Regions from separate parts of the Homo sapiens genome. Here region 1 is linked to region 2. The links are chromatin contacts, found by Hi-C or POLR2A ChIA-PET in ENCODE. All regions are on one chromosome and are shown on one strand. Each heading gives the region's core, a stretch centred on a gene start or an enhancer-like site at or near the end of the contact. The rest is flanking DNA. Distances are from core to core; before and after follow the strand shown. Region 1 has its middle 52 kb from the start of TGILR. Region 2 holds the start of TGILR (TGF-beta induced TARBP2 interacting lncRNA).

The links. A loop is a pair of places that touch in the nucleus more often than their neighbours do. ChIA-PET counts read pairs that join two places held with the same protein, here RNA polymerase II (POLR2A). Pooled maps may share reads with other maps.
Region 1: a loop to region 2 is called in a map of endothelial cell of umbilical vein, with 4 times the contacts of the local background. The contact joins the enhancer-like site here to the promoter of TGILR in region 2. A Hi-C loop is called at or near these places in 2 of 168 maps with a recorded cell type or tissue (PC-3 and endothelial cell of umbilical vein) and 7 of 50 pooled maps. POLR2A ChIA-PET finds 5 or more read pairs at or near these places in 6 of 52 experiments (CD4-positive, alpha-beta T cell, HepG2, IMR-90 and 3 more).

What each region holds. Positions count from the first base shown.
Region 1 is chr6:3,961,455-3,966,952 of GRCh38, reverse strand. No RefSeq gene overlaps it. Among named protein-coding and RNA genes, the nearest start is that of TGILR, 52 kb to the right of the region's middle. Within about 2 kb of position 1,717, at least 2 of the 41 ENCODE cell types and tissues checked have a DNase peak (open chromatin) inside an H3K27ac peak, as active enhancers do; they include endothelial cell of umbilical vein, where a contact is called at or near this core.
Region 2 is chr6:3,909,973-3,915,525 of GRCh38, reverse strand. It overlaps TGILR (TGF-beta induced TARBP2 interacting lncRNA), which reads left to right and starts at 3,524. Exons shown (of 1, transcript NR_198974.1): 1 at 3,524-5,553. It also overlaps the pseudogene RPS25P7. RefSeq lists a silencer at 3,597-3,794.

The DNA.
Region 1 (5,498 bases), core at 468-2,967, 53 kb before region 2:
TTCCTGACTGATTATGAGGCAACACATGTACCATTAAAATTTCTCAGCCGGGCGCGGTGGCTCACACCTGTAATCCCAGCACTTTGGGAGGCCGAGGCAGGCAGATCACGAGGTCAGGAGATCGAGACCATCCTGGCTAACACAGTGAAACTCTGTTTCTACTAAAAATACAAAAAATTAGCCGGGCATGGTGGCAGGGACCTGCAGTGCCAGCTACTCGGGAGGCTGAGGCAGGAGAATTGTTTGAACCCGCGAGGTGGAGGTTGCAATGAGCCGAAATTGCGCCACAGCATTCTGGCCTGGCAACAGAGCAAGACTCTGCCTCAAAAAAAAAAAAAAAAAAAAAAAGGAAGTTTAATCGACTCATGGTTCTGCAGCCTGTCCAGGAGGCATAGGCACATAAGGCAGCTTCTACTTCTAGGGAAGCCTCAGGAATCTTACAATCATGGCGGAAGAGGAAGCAGGCTCATCTTACATGGCTGGAGCAGGAGCAAGAGAGAGCGAGTGGGGAGGTGCCACATATTTTTAAACAACCAGATCTTGTGAGAACTCACTCACTACCCAGTACCAAGGCAGGATGGTGCTACACCATTCATGAGAACTGTGCCCCCATTATCCAGTCACCTTCTACCAGGCCTCACCTCCCAACACCAGGGATTACAATTTGGTGTGAGATTTGTTTAGGGACACAGATCCAAACCATATCAGAAACTTAACTCTGAAACCCTGTGTGAATATAGTACCTATCAAGGCTCGACATAGATATTGAGATGTTTTCTAAATTAATCTTCTCTCAGTCTGTTCTTGTAAAGTTACGAAACCAAAAGAAAATAGAATTAACACTGTCTTAGTCTTTTCTGGCTGCTATAACAAAACAGCGTAGACTGGGTAATTTATAAACAACAGAAATTTACTTCTCACGGTTCCAGAGCCTGGAAAGTCCAAGATGAGGCTCTGGCAGATTTGGTGTCTGATGAGGGCCATTTTCCGGTTCATAGTGTTACTGGTAGAAGAGACCAAGTTACCCCGAGTTACTGGTGGCGAATCCATAGGCATCTGCAGCAACTTCAGCCCTGGCCTCCTCAGAAGAATGAATTCAACTGAGGGGGATAAAGCAGAAAAAGAGACTGAGGCAAGTTTCAGAGCAGGAATGGAGGTTTATTAAAAAGGCTTTAGAACGGGAAAGAAAGGAAAGAACCCTTGGAAGAGATCCAAGTGGGCGCCTGAAGGTCAAAGAGAGAAAAAAGCAGAGCCTTGAACCTTGATCCTAGGAGTTTATAGGCTGGCCTCTTTCCCATGATTCTTCCCTTAGGCTGGGCTTTCTGCACGTGCAGTGCCCTCCTTACCCTTAGGAACTGAGTATGCACAGTTTAGGTGCCCAGCAATGACTCTGAGTCATGCTTACCCAGCATTTCCTTGGAATCAACATGTGTATCGTCAATAACGTGTTGCATTCATTACCACAGCTCTTCTGCTCTTCCTAGAAGCTGATTAGGGAGCACGTTTAGGGAGTTAGACGCTTGCCCATCTGAGGCTTTCTTCCTTTTTCTGATGGCACGTACCTGGAACATCGTACTTTGCCATTTTTATGTCTTAATGTGCATGCCCAGGAAGTTGCTTCTCCCTGGGGTCTGCATTCAGTTAACATTTTTTTTTGTTAACATGTGTGAATCATCAGGAAATGACCTCCCCCTGGCGCTGCCCAATTATTGTTTTTAAAGAGGCAATGCAATGATTGTCGAACCATCACGCAGCATTCCTAGTGGGTTGCGGGGGAGAGCCCTCTCCTTTCCCGCTCATGCCTATCTATCTACTTATAACAATAGTGGACACACCTTCTAGCTGTGTCTTCACATGGTGGAAGGGCAAATGAGCTTCCTTGGTCTATTTTGTAAGAGCACTAATCCCATTGATGAAGCCTCTGCCCTCATAATCTAATCACCTCTCAAAAGAAAGGGATTGGCCAGGTGTGGTGGATCACACCTGTAATCTTAGCACTTTGGGAGGCTAAGGCAGGCAGATTGCCTGGGGTCAGGAGTTCAAGACCACCCTGGGCAACATGGTGAAACCCATCTCTACTAATACATACAAAAATTAAACAGGCATGGTGGCGCGTGCCTGTAGTTCCAGCTACTCTGGAGGCTGAAGCAGGAGAATTGCTTGAACCCAAGAGTCGGAGGTTGCAGTGAGCCAAGATTGCGCCACTGCACTCCAACTTTAGTGACAGAGCAAGACTCCATCTCCAAAAAAAAAAAAGGAAGAAAAAAGGGGATTATCCTCTGTATATAATCATGTTAGGGGTTAGGATTTCAACATTAGAATTGCAGGGGAACACAGACATTCAGACCATAGCAAACACCAAACACCAACTAGGCAAAAAAGAACAGACCCCCAGTGCCATCAGGGTCACACTGACATGTAGAAGCCCACCCACATCTGAAATTCTGAACTCCTCTACCCCTGGGGTGGGCTGAGGGATCATCTGAAATGACGCAGACAAATGAATCTCACTTTCTGGATTTATTTATAGACCCCCTGTGTTGCAGAGCTCTACTCCCTTCCCACTGTGGCCACACACCAACCTGAACAGTATCTCAAAACAGCTTGAGGTATGGTGTGTGCTCTCCAGGATGACTCCTGCCTTTGAAATGGTCCCTAATGCTGCCATAACCACCCAACCAGCTAAAGCTGAATATATTGATAGTCTCAGCTCAGAACAAATTGCAGTTTAGCGTTTCCTACCTGAGTGTACAGGCACTAAGTCTAGCTTTGCTTTTGAAGTTAATTGTTCTCTCCTTTATCTGTCTGATATGGCCCTAATCTATATTAACACATTACATTTGCTCAAAGGTAATTTTTATCCATTAAAAATAACTCGAGAATGTTCTTTTCTTTGAAAGAATCAGCACTCCTCCATGACTGCTTTACATGTTCGCTATTTGAAGAGTGACTCAATCACTGCCAGACCTTTTTCCCTTCAATTAACTCAGAACATCCAAGATTGAACTCATCATCATTGCTTTGAGAAGGCAGCCCTCTCCGGCCCCTGCTGCAAACCCCATTTCCAGGAGTTCCATGACTCTGCTGTCTGCCAGGCTACAAGACCTCTGATTCTTCTTACTCTCTGTGTTCACTAAGAAGTATCATTTTGTTTTTCAATTTCCTGTAGGATTTTTCCAGTCCTGTCCATTTTTATGCTTACCCCCAGTCCAGATCTTCATCTCTTCACACCTGTATCCGTTATGATTGTATTGTACCTCCTATTTCCACAAGCTTAACAGTTGTCTTCGCATTCAGCAAATACTAATTGTCACAGTGTGCTAAGCCTTTCCTGTCCAATTCCATTCTACACACTATTCCCAGACTAATTTTCTTAACATGTGCACTTATCACTGTGCCAAGATGGTCAGTTGATCCCAGTCTGCTTTCTTTCCTTCAGACATAGAAAGAGAATTTATAGTTGGGCACTCAGTTAAAAATTTCCTCCCATCGATTTTTCTCACATCCACCTCTTCTGGGACTCTACGATTGGAGGTTGACCTGTGTATTGGGCCATTCATTTTCTTATTCTTCATTTCCTATTTTCTATCTCTTTATCTTTTGGCTCTACTTTCTGGGAAATTCTCTCATGATTATCTTGTAACTCTAATAATGAGACTTTCTTCTTCTCACTCTGTCTTTGTTTCCTGTGTGTATGTGTGTGTGTGTGTGTGTGTGTGCGCCTTTCATATTGGCTGCTCACACATCTGGTGCTCCAGGCTATCTTCCTTTGTAAGAGTGGAGCCTGTGAAGCTGATTGACAATTCTGTGTGCGTGGGAAGTTTGTCAACTATGGTCTTCACTGCAGGGTGGCCTAATAGAGTCATTTTATTGGAGAACTTCCAAAGTCAATATTTGTAGGTCTTTTGCCTTGAGCTGGTCATCTTCCCCAGGGAAGAATCTTCCAGACTTCAACCTGGAGATAATAGGCCTCGCTCTCAGTTCTCTGGGAAGTTGTTGAAGGTCTAGACATCAATTAGAGAAACTTCCCATCATTCCTCTTGTTTTCCATCCAGTATCTTCAAACTCAACTGTGCTTGTACAACACTGTTTTATTATCTCCACACTTCTGTCAAAGTAGGAGAGGCCATCTGAGCAGAGTCGACAGACTTAGCAAATCAAAATGCAGGCACCCACTTACATTTAAATTTCAGATAACAAGTAATTGTTTAACATAAGTGTGCCTCATGCAATATTTGCGACACACTTATACTCAGAAAATTATTCATTCCTTATCTGAAATTCAGATTTAACTGGGTATCCTATATTATCTGGCAACCCTACATCTGGGTGTTAAACTGCTTCTCAAATAGACTTCGTGCCAGTCTTCCTGTTTTGGGCCCCATTTTTACCCCTACAAGAGATGCCTGGATCTGCCAGTATCTGATCCTTCAGGCAATGCGAATCAAGCTGTTTTCCAGTTTATCTTGGAGCTGACTTGGGAATGGCTTTCTTAGGTCTGCTAAGTCAGTTACCACTTGCCCATCTGCTTTCCAGCTTCCAAAATTGGGTGGCTGTTTGTTTTTCTCTTATAAATCTATAAAGCTTTATAGGCTTAAGTCTTTTTGTTTTGTTTGTTTTGCTTTAGTATTGATTTTGGTTTCTTTTGCTCATCATAATATTTTTGGTTTTTAAGCATCTCAATTGAGGTGTTACGTTTTAAGCCATACAATTTGTGCTATTTGGCAAATGTACATGGTCGGGTAGCCACAGCCATAATCAACACATAGAGTATTTCCCACTACCTCGGAAAATTTCCTTCTGCTGCTTTGCCCTCATTCTCTTCCTCCACTCCCTGGCCTCTGGCAATCACTGATCTACTTTATGTTATTTTAGTTTTGATTTTTGTACAGTTTCATAAAGTGAGATCATGGCATATGTAATCTTTTGTGTCTGGCTGCCATCACTTAGCATAATGCTTCTGAGATTCATCATGCATCACGCATTGCTGCGTGTATCAGCAGTTTTCTCCTTTTACTGCTGAGTAGTATTCCATTGTATGAATATATACAATTTGTTTACCCATTTGCCAGTTGAAGAACATTCATTTCCAAGTTTTGGCTATTTGAATAAAGCTGCTATGAACGTTGATATACAAGTCATTGTGTGGTTACATGTGTTCATTTCTCTCATGTAAATTCCTAGGAGTGTTTCTGAGTCACATAATAGGTTTATGTTTAGTTTTGTAAGAAATTGCAAACTGTTTTGCAGAGTGGCTGTACCATTTACCATTTTAAATTTCCACCGGCATGTGTGAGGCTTCCAGGGGTTCTACAGCCTCAAAAATACTTGACGTTGTCAGTTGAATTAATTTTAGCCACTTTATTGAGTATGTAGTCCTATCTTGTTGTGGTTTTCATTTGCATTTCCCTATTGATTTTGAGCATCTTATTTGCCATTCAAATATTATCTTTGGTAATGTGTCTGTTCAAATCTTTTGCGAAATTTAAAAAATGAGG
Region 2 (5,553 bases), core at 2,275-4,774:
AATTAGTGGCTTCACAGCAAGCAGGCATGAATTCTGAGTTCTGCTGTGACTGAGAGGTGGTCACTGTGGAATATCTGTGTTGTCCATGCAGAATGTGGGGGTCAGTGGAGTGCTTCAAGCAAGTTGTATCTAGCTGTCCCATAGAGAGGTGGTCACCAGGAGGTGGTTGTATGGGGCAGATATTTGGATCAAGCACCTTGAGGAACTGGGAGGAGGTGGAGAACTGGAAACCACATCAAAGGTGGTTGAGCCCTGCTTCTTGTATGAGAATGAAAACGGAAATTGAGGTAACATCAAATGAAAGGAATTGACTGCACACTCTATTGCTGGTTTTTGCATTTTCTTAACTGGCTGTCACAGACTGAAGTTTTAATTTTAATGAAGTACAACTTATCAATGTTTTCTTTCATGGCTTGTGCTTTTGGTGTTTTAATTTTAATGAAGTACAGCTTATCAATGTTTTCTTTCATGGATTGTGCTTTTGGTGTTGTATCTAAGAAGTCATTGAAGGAATCATGGTAATCTGTATTCTCTCTGATGTTACTTTTTAGGAGTTTTATAGTTTTTCATTTTACTATTAGGTCTCTGATCTATTTGGAGTTAGTTTTTGTGAAGGGTGCAAAGACTATATATAAAGTTATATATATAGTTATATATATATATATATATATATATATATATATATATATATATATATATATAGTTATGGGGATATATATGCATTTGAACACCCGGTTTATAAACCGAAAACAAAATTCTAAGCCCCCAAACCATCTGAATGGAACCCTCCTCTTAGCAAGGGCGTTCGAAAGGTAACCTGAAAAGCGAGTTCAAGTCATGATGGGAAGCGGAGGTCAGACATGCCTCATTACATCCTCCTCCCTTTTGAAATTACTAATAGAACAGATTCTTTAAGTCTGATGAGAAATACAATCTATTCTCTCTGAAGCCTTCTACCAGGAGGCTTCATCTGTGTGATAAAACCTTGGTTTCCACAACCACTTATCTTAACCCAGACATTCCTAAGTCTTCAGACAATAACTTGACTCTCTCAACCAATTGCCAATCAGAAAATCTTTGAATCTACCTGTGACCTGGAAGCCCTTCAGCTTCCCGTTGTCCTGTCTTTCTGGACTGAATCAATGTACGTGTTATATGTATTTGATTGATGTCTCTTGTCTCATAAAATGTGTAAAATCGGTTCTCCGCTGCTCTCTGAGCTTCACAAGGGCACCCAAGGACAACAAGAAGAAGAAAGATGCCAAAAAGTTGGGCAAGAAAGACAAAGACCCAGTGAACAAATCCTGGGGCAAAGCCAAAATGAAGAAGTGATCCAAAGGCAAAGTTCGGGACAAGCTCAATAACTTAGTCTTGTTTGACAAAGCTACTTATGACAAACTCTGTAAGGAAGTTCCCAACTATAAACTTAGAGCTCCAGCTGTGGTCTCTAAGAGACTAAAGATTCGAGGTTCCCTGGCCAGAGCAGCCCTTCAGGAGCTCCTTAGTAAAGGACTTAACAAACTGTTTCAAAGCACAGAGTTCAAGTAATTTACACCAGAAATACCAAGGGCGGGGATGCTCCAGCTGCTGGTGAAGATGCATGAACAGGTTCAACCAATTGTACATTTGGAAAAATAAAACTTTATTAAATAAAAAAACAAAATAAAATAAAATGTATAAAACCAAGCTGTACCCTGACCCCACCTTGGGCACGTGTTCTCAGGATCTCCTGAGGGCTATGCCATGAGCCATTAGTCACTCATATTTGGCTCAGAACAAATCTCCTCAAATATTTACAGAGTTTGACTCTTTTGTGGACAAGTTGTTCCAGCTCTATTAGTTGAAAAGATGACCTTTGTTCCATTGAAATGTCTTTGTTCCTTTATTGAAGATCAGCTGACTATATTTATGTAAGTCTATTTCCAGGTTTTCTATTTTGTTCCATTGATCTTTTTCTCTGTTCTTTCACCAATACCACACTGCCTTCATTACCATAGCTTTATAGTAAATCTTGGAGTTGGATCCAGTGGTCCTTTTAAATAATAGTTACCATGAGTTAATCTTGACTATGTAGCAGGCACATCCATGGGCAATGAATAATGTATGTTCATTATCTCATGAACACAGCGACTCTGCAAGGTAGCATTCGTTATGTCTGTTTTACAGATTAGGAGGTAGGCTAAAGGAGTTAGTGTAATTTTTCCGAAGTCCTGAAGCTCGTCAGTGACAGAGCTTGGATTTGGAGTCTGTCCAGCCCTTTCCACCTATTCTTACTCCCTTGGCTTCCCACCCACTCTCATTTGCTGACTCACTGCCTATGAGGTAGTGTCTTTTGGCTTCCAAACTAGAGATTGGCAAGCACTGAGGAATGTTATAGGTCCCTAAAGCAAAACATAGGACAGACAGATGCTTAGAAAATTACTAAATATCATTTCCTTATTTGCAAGTAAAAAATCTCCCTTTCCATTTGCCCACTTAAGGCAAACTGCTTTTGTTTGTTTTTAAACAAAATTTTAGCCTCTAAGCTCTGCCAGAGACCTGGAGGGTGTGAAATTGTCTAAAGACCTATTATAGCAAGTGGAGAGCCTTTTCTCCTAAGTCCAGCTTCAGACCAAGGTGGCTTCTGCCGCTCTGATTTGTGTTTGTCTCTGTGATTTGTGCATTTCCAGGCCCCTCTGCTAGAGTACAGCATGCTTTCAAGCTAGGCTCTTTGGGCCTATGATTTTGACAATGTTCTGGCAGGTCTCAATAGAAACACTCCTGCTCGGAAATATTTTAATGGTAGGTGGAATAAGACAAATGACATATTTAGTGTAGAGTCTAGGACATAATAAGTGCTCACTAAACATTAGGCAACATTGTTAAGATTATGATTTTTGCTTGTCAGTCTCAAAATGTACTCCCTGTATATCCTTCATGATGCCTCGCTGTGACTATGGAGATGCTGCTTCATTGTCCTGTTTTGTTCCATTCATATATTGCCACTTCCAACATTCTGTTTCAAGTCACATTGAAGTCAGCATTCATTTGGCTGACAGCCTATCACAGGGCATCTTTCTGCATAAAATGAACCAATTTATAGTCATTGCTGACAGCTGTTTTTGAAGGAAAGACCATTTTCCTTAGTTGATTAGAGGAACAGTGATTAATTCAGCCCATCAGCCTGCAGCAGCAAATGCTAAAAAGGGCCTCGTTGTGTAAAGCCCCCCAAGTCTCTTAAAACCTACATTTTTGAATTTGTCAGAACTTCCTGAGCCCAGACTGGACCTCCAGAGGTCACTTAATGTACCCCTGGCCTCCTACACTATTTTTAAAGACCTCTGAAAAAAGACAGCTCCTGTTTCTCCTTGGCAGTGAGCCACCAGTGGGGGTGAATTTGGCAGCATCTCTGCTTCGGGATTCTGTGGACATTAGAGCGGGGGCCCTGCCTCAAAAAGTGACTCACTAGTGCCTGAAAGGCGATAAAGTCTGGTGACACATCACAGGGAATGTTTAAAGTGCATAGGGAGAGATTGTTTTCTTTCCCCCTCCTTGCACCTAGCAGGGAGAGGAGTGTGCGGAAAGATGGAGTTGAGACAGAAACTTGTTAGCATAACACCGAAGGAGTTTTGCTGTGAGTAGCATCAGCATAGCAGGAGAACATCCCTAGCTCTCCTGCCGCTGCTCTGCCACAAGGAGAGAAAGGGAAAAGCAAATTCAGCAGGACCTCTAGGACTTTGCTGTAGATCTCCAGGTGGAGCCAGGACCCTCCAGGAGAACTGATGGCTAGAAAAGACTGCAAGTAATGTGGAGGAAGGAAGAAGAGAGAGAGCAGAGAGAGATGATTCTTGCAAACATTGATCTGTGTAGAGCGGATGTCAACTTGATGGGATAAGACCTGGGTTGACTTGGTATCTGGGTTCAGGTCAGCAAACTCTAACGGCATTTCCTTCTACTAGCAGACAGATCTGCTCATCCTGCGACATTGTGGACAGTGCTGAATGGCTTCCAGAACATTCCTCTTATGTCTACTGGTTAAACTTTGAAGCATCTGAACCATTTGGGAGAGCAGGGACCCCCATGAACAGGAGATACTGGAGGTGTCTGAGGCCACTTCATGCCCTTTCTCAAGAGTGGCCTGCAGGTCTTTCAGCCACTGGCCACTGAAGTCCAGCTCCTGCCAGCCATGGATTTGGGCACTGGGCTCCAGTGTTGAGAAAGTTCTTGACTTCCAGCGCTTGTTTTCCTAGTGGACAATAGGAGTCAGAGACAGAGAGGGAGAGTGAAGATGCAGAAGACATATCCTTTCCATTGTGACCCAGATAAGAATGTAGCCGGTGAGCTTGCTTCCTGTCACTCATTTCCCAGCTATTTGTTGTAGTCCAAGTTGTGCATATTCTTTCTGTTAGGTTCTTATGTTTGTCTTAAGCTCACCCATCTTTTCTTCTTCCCTCATTTTTTCTTTATAAATCAAGAAAAATTCTGCCACTTTCTTTCCCTGGCTCACTGCACAGCCAATCAATAATTTTGAATCCTTTGTGTATCAATTTCTACTGGCTATTCATTATTTGTGGAAACCATATTAACGGGTCCATAAAAATCACAGCAATCCATTTGTTAAATTCATCATAAGAACAGATTACATCTTTCTGGCCAAGTTTCATGGTTTGGTAATATCATATTTTGGTTTTAGAATTTATAAGGTGCATTCTCCCATACTTTTCAAGTATATTTTTTATTCATTGCCCTCTCTGAATTAGGCATTTTTGGGGATGCACGTTTTACAGATATGGAGACAATGGTTCAGAGAAATCAGCTTGTTCACAGTGGGGCCAGAGCTGGGACCTAGGGCTTCTGACTCTATGTCTCAGGTCATTCCTATCACACACACACTGAAGGAGAAAAGAGTTCCCTTGTCTGGAGAAGACATATCAAATTCATGCGGGTTAAACACAGAAATTCCAAATAGCTGTAGTTTTTGTAAAAATGGTTGAGCTATGGACTTTTAAAGTAGTTGGCCACCTGTGGTGGTGGGTGGAAGGGAGTTAGGGCAGGATTGTTGTGCTTCAGGGAGGATTCAGTGTCTGCACGACCACGGAGGGGGGTGCAGGGCACCAGGTATCCAGGACTGTTGTCAAGAGTTATGCTTTGAATTTCCCAGAGAAGACACACTGCTGCGAAAGGAAGAAATCGTTGGTTTTTCTCCAACTGCTTAGCTGTTAAGAAGCAAGAAGCCTATCTCCAAGGCAGCAGCAGGCCTCAGAGAAAACAGTAGGACCCTTCCTTCAAACAAAGGAGAAAACTCCCACAACTCAAAGCAAGTGCCCCCTGGTCATTCTCTCAAAAAGCTACAGGCTCCAAAAAAAGACAGACTTCACAGGCTAGAGACGGGCTCTGCACTCAGGGTTGGTGGTCGGGGGCACAGAGCTGGCTGGGCAGGGCCAGAGGGGACCACATTCTGCCACATGCAGAGCAAAGCAGTATCTTTCTATTACTGGTCAATGTAATATGAGCTGGGAATGAGCAATTTCATACCTTTTTCTGAGATATTAAAAAGAAATACGCTGATGTGGC